2 separate regions of the Mus musculus genome follow, and region 1 is linked to region 2. The links are chromatin contacts, found by Hi-C in ENCODE. All regions are on one chromosome and are shown on one strand. Each heading gives the region's core, a stretch centred on a gene start or an enhancer-like site at or near the end of the contact. The rest is flanking DNA. Distances are from core to core; before and after follow the strand shown. Region 1 holds the start of Pros1 (protein S (alpha)). Region 2 overlaps Pi4ka (phosphatidylinositol 4-kinase alpha).

Region 1 (2,700 bases), core at 112-2,611, about 45 Mb after region 2:
TTTTATTTACATGAGTACACTGTAGCTGTCTTCAGACACATACCAGAAGAGGGCATCAGATCTCATTACAGACAGTTGTGAGCCAACCTGTGGTTGCTGGGAATTGAATTCAAGACCCCTGGAGGAGCAAGCAGGCAGCACAAGCAGCCAGTGCTCTTAACAGCTGAGTGAACTCTCCAGCCCCATTTTGTCCTCTTAGTCTATCATACATTAATTTAGCATGGCATAGAGCATAGACGGGTATAGTACAAAAGTTTTCCTTCCTCCTCCTCAATGAATGGAAATTTCCCAAAACATTTTATCAGAAAAAATATTGACTCCCATCTTAGTCATCTTGCATCCCCACTGGATCACTAAATAACAAAGGAAAGAGAGAGAGAGAAAGAGAGAGAGAGAGAGAGGAAAAATGACCCTTAAAATATGATTCTGCCTAGTAAGTTTCGTTCACACACATTCAAAAAAATCAATCTATGTTTTAATTGGACAAAAAAGGATTAATATACTCTATGTGCGTTGAGTTCTACTAGTTGGCATGGACTTAATGTTTCATATCGATAGCATCTATAGAGTCTCATGTCAACACGATGAAAACCTCTTATCTCTGTTACAGATGATATGACTAGGACTTAAAAGTGTAAGCTCTTTTCTTAAAGTTATAAAACAGTGTTAAGAGCAAGTTCTATGTTTTCAACCCAGGCAGTTTAGTTTCAAGTAGCAGGGAAAGCCTGATTTACACGTGTATGCCTGACAAAAACCAAAAGGGTAATGCTAACACCAAAACAAGCTGTTCTGAGGAAATACTCTGTGGGTGATCAAACCTTTCGATTTTCTTTCCTCCCACTACTTTGGTTTTGAGTACCCTTCTTCCTAAAGTCCAAGTTGGCTTCAGTTTAAGTTGACATCCTGACTGGCTGGCAGTCTCTGGAGTTGGAAAGAAATGGGGTGGGGTGGGGAGAAGGGAAGCTGGGTGGAGGAGGAATGGGGAAGGGATGCTAGAGAAGGTAGGAGCAGGGGAGGAGAGAGAGAGAGAGACAGAGACAGAGAGAGAGAGAGAGAGAGAGAGAGACAGAGACAGAGACAGAGAGACAGAGAGACAGAGAGACAGAGAGAGAGAGATACTTCACCCTTTGAAAACAACTTTCTAAAGAAACGAAGTAAAAGCAGGGCTGGGGACAGTGACAAAGGACCTCTCTGATAAGCTTCCCTCGGCCTCCGACCTCCTTCCCGCGGCCCTCCCCACCCCACCCCCGCCCCCCAGCTGCGAAGAGCTTCCAGGAAATGTCCCAGTCACCGCTTCCCCTCCCGGGCTGGGGGCTGGGAGCGGGCGGTCCCCTCCGCCCCTGGCTGCTCCGCCCGCCCGCGCTCGGGCTGGGCCGCGGCAGAGCTGGGAGAGCAGAGCCCGGGCTCGCAGCTTCCCTCGGCCGCCCTAGCGCAGGCACGGTCCCCGCTGCGCCAGCCCTGACCCCCGGCCATCCTCTCAGCAATGAGGGTCCTGAGCGCACGCTTTCGGGTGCTACTGGCCTGCCTCGCCCTGGTGATCCCTGTCTCAGAGACAAACTGTAAGTAATCCATATCTTCAGGCTTCTCTGGTCCCTACATGCCCTGGCTGGTAGGATTGTCTCCTGGACAGCTTGTTGCTTCCTAAATTTCCAGTAAGTCCCCCAGCGTCTCAGAGAGTGGCGGCAGCCTGGATCTGGCGGACTGAGTAAACGTGGGACGAGATCAAAGCTTGCCTTGCTTTGGGAGTCATTGTCCACAGGATTGATGCAAGAAGCTGGGTGATACCAAGTGTCATAGGAATTGGATGAGCATAGTTCTAAACATTGGTAGGAAAACTAAGTCAACCCTCGGTGCCCTCCGATCCCAGCCTGCACCCTCTCTTACAGTTAACCTTCCTTTTGCAATTTCTGGACTTTGTACTTGATTGGCTCGTCTCACATTGACAAACTGTTTGAGGATCACTGCGAGTTTACTTATCATTCCCTAACCTTGGCGTAAGAAGTTGCTGTTGGATATTATCTTGGAGCGAGGATCGTTTTGTACTGAGGATTTTGATTGCTACTGATCTGCGGTGGTGGCACGGATTCTTTGCACCTTATTGTCGTGTTTCTTGATTTTTTTCCCCCTTCTTCCATTCCCAGATTCCAGGGAGCATATTGAGTTTTCTCTTAGGGATATATAAAGAGCAACACAGGTTTGGTACGTTGTAACTGTCAACAAAATTGTTTTCAAAACTTTAAATGTGTTCATAATTAACAGTGCTTTCTTCTGCTCTGTTGGATTCCCAGAAACAGGCATGGGAGAAATAACTGCATAACATTTAGGCGACTAAGAGTATCAAAGAAATCTTTCAAGGATGGTTAATTAAATAGGCGTTTGCTAGAATTTCAATTTTTTATTAAGTAATAAGAAGATGCAGGTATTCTTAAAATTATAACTAACTTAAAGACCAGACTATAACTGATTTGTTTTATATTGAAGATAAACAAGTTACAATTACAAAACTTCAACGGCCAAGCCCCCATAACAAAGCCGCATGTGACTGTATGCTTGCACATGATCTATCTTGTACATTAGGACAATCAAATGTTTTCCGACAGCAGCAGGGCGGTGGCCGGCACGTGCCTCTGATCCAGCCACTTGCTCTCCAGGCAGAGGTCAGCAAATCTCTGAGTTCAAGGCCAGCCTGATCTACAGTTC
Region 2 (2,700 bases), core at 101-2,600:
GAGTTCCTGTCCTGAACTCCTTTGATGGTGAACTTTGATGGAAGTGTAAGACAAATAAGCTCCTCCCCAACTTGCTTTTTGGTCACAATGTTTCATCACAGCAATAAAACCCCCCACTAGGAACCCCCCAATTTCTTGAGTCCCATTCAAGTATCTGATAGGAGGGTTGGCACAGACGTGTACATATGATTCCCAGCACACCCATTCCCACAGACAATACTGCTAATCAGGGAGCTGCACCACAGGAAATACTCAGTTTTACTTCAGCTCCTTCCCTCACCTAAGTGACCTGATGGGCAAGTAAGGTTGTTCACTGTGTAAAGAACAGTTGCTGCCAAGCCTGACAACCTGAGTTCAATCCCTGGGACCCACAGAGACAGAATCAACTCCAGGCAAGCTGACTTCTGCAGTAAACGTGAAATGTAATAACTTAATAAATGTTAAACCTACCGCACCCTTCTTCATTGCTTTCTTCTTCTGTAAAAGGCAGACAAATGGATAAGTACGCCTACAGACAGATTCTTACTCATATCTTAAAACTATATAAAATCAAATATCTTCTGATCCTTGAGCTTTTACTTGTAGCTATGAAGAGATATGAGACCTGGATCTTTTGTCCTAAGAAAACGGATAAATATAGGAAACCACTGTTTCATACATTAGGCAAGTCGCACAAGACTGCAATATCTAACAGGAGAAAACAATACAAGCCCTATCACTGCCCTAGATCTCTGCCGGTACACCCTTGACTACAAACTAGGAAATGCATCTCAAGCAGATACTGGGAGTCTCACTGAATGCAAAGACAGAAACAGTCAGGAAGGCTATCACTGCTAGGAATCCTGAAAACTGATCACAATAGAAATAAAGCCCCAGAAATCTGCTGTAGTCTTTGTGAGTGCAAAATAGATGAAGTTAGGCAAAGAATAAGGAACTGTGAACTGAACAGTTCTCAGCGTTCACAAGAACTGAGCCTGTTACCCAGGGTATGAAGTTCTCCGAACGCTAGGTAGAGACTGCAGTAGTAGAGTAAAAGCTATTTTAGAGCTTCACTAACAAAGTTTGAAAATCAGCTTCAAACCTGGGTGTGGGAGCACAGGACCGCACTTAGCCCTTAAGAGGCCCTTGCCTCGCTGTGTGAGCACCACAAAAATAAAGATATAAATAAATTCCTCCAGTTACGGACCAGGGAAAGTTCTATCTGTCCCTAATATATCAGTGTCACTAAGTAGCAGATCAATAGCTAAGATCCTAAAGACTGGCATTCTAACTGAAGAAACAGAAGTCATTTTAGGTCCTAGGAAAAGGACTCTGGCAAGGAAAGCTGCCAACTTCACAGCTTGTCCAGGACTGTCAGTGACACAGAATGAGAAGGCCCCACTGGTATGACATGGACCAGTAGGCCACTGTACTTCCTGGAAGCAGTGGCAGCATGGCCAGGCTGAGCCAGGAAGTGATTTGGTAGGGACAACTCAGCCACGTTCTAAAGAGAGGTGAGATCAGGAAACTAGAGCAAGTTCCTGGGCTGACTGACATAAAAGTACAGGAGCCGGGAACTAACCTCCATGAGGATTCCAGCACTGAAAAGTCTGTCTTTCTTTCTTTTTTTAAAGATTTGTTTTATGTCTATGATTACACTGTAGTTGTCATCAGACACACTAGAAGAGGGCATCAGATCCCATTACATACAGATGGTTGTGAGCCACCATGTGGTTTTAAGGATTTGAACTCAGGACCTTTGGAAGAGCAGTCGGTGCTCTTAACCACTGAGCCATCTCTCCAGCCAGAAAAGCCTGTTTCCTATCTACCCCTCCTCTCATCTTTCTCCTAGAGAGCAAGAGGCCTGAGGAGAACTTAGTCCCACAGAACTTCACAGAAAGTATTCTTAATGATGGTTTCCAATTCCAGGGGCTAAAGATTTTTGAGACCCAAGTCTTAAAACGAAGAAGTCAAAGCTTACACAGGAATCAAAATATTCTTAAAACATTTTAGAGTTCTGAGCTGAGGCTGTAGCTCAGTTGGTAGAGTACTTGCTTGCCTAGGAAAAATGAAGCCCTGGGTTCCATCAGTGTATAAGTGTATAAGCCAGGCCTGTCTGTATACATGCCTGTTATCCTACCACTTGGGACATATCCTAGCACATATATCTAAGAGTCTTACGGTTAGTTCCCAAATATGGTAGTAGTCTGAGTAACAGGCTCAGGATACCTCAGTAGATAGGGACTAACAGTAAGTTTGACTTGCTGCTAGTTAGACAAATCACCAAATTAGAACTGTTTCTTATTTTCTTGGGCTTCCACATACCAGTAGACAGTAGTAGATCAATAAATGCTTTCTGAATGAATGATTTAAGTAATTAGAGAAAAAATATAATGAGCAGTCTCAGGGTGGTCTCATAGCTTGGGATTAGGGTAGAGGAAATTAACATAGCTGTGGCATACAGAGGGACAAATGTGGGGAAAGTGTGTTATTAAGGTGTCTCAGGTGCTAGTCATGTCAGAGTTGCCTGCATTAACAAGAGCTAAGCTCAGGTGACAGGTCTGGTCTCAAGCACTGAGCCTTTGTAGGTTAATATGACCTGTACTAAGTCCTCTAACACCTCTCTGAAAGAAAAGAGAGAGAAATAGAAAAACAGGGGCTGGAGAGATAGCTGCTTGGTAAAGAGTACTGGTTGCTCTTGCAGAGAACTTCTAGGTGCTG

What was found. A loop is a pair of places that touch in the nucleus more often than their neighbours do.
Region 1: a map of T-helper 17 cell shows a loop between it and region 2 (49-fold over the local background). The contact joins the promoter of Pros1 here to the enhancer-like site in region 2. A Hi-C loop is called at or near these places in 3 of 37 maps with a recorded cell type or tissue (T-helper 1 cell, T-helper 17 cell and regulatory T cell).

The regions. Positions count from the first base shown.
Region 1 is chr16:62,852,946-62,855,645 of GRCm38, forward strand. Pros1 (protein S (alpha)) reads left to right here and starts at 1,362. Exons shown (of 15, transcript NM_011173.3): 1 at 1,362-1,559. The coding sequence starts at 1,484.
Region 2 is chr16:17,397,260-17,399,959 of GRCm38, forward strand. All of the region lies in intron 1 of Pi4ka (phosphatidylinositol 4-kinase alpha), which reads right to left. Among named protein-coding and RNA genes, the nearest start is that of Pi4ka, 7.3 kb to the right of the region's middle. Within about 2 kb of position 1,351, at least 1 of the 3 ENCODE cell types and tissues checked has a DNase peak (open chromatin) inside an H3K27ac peak, as active enhancers do.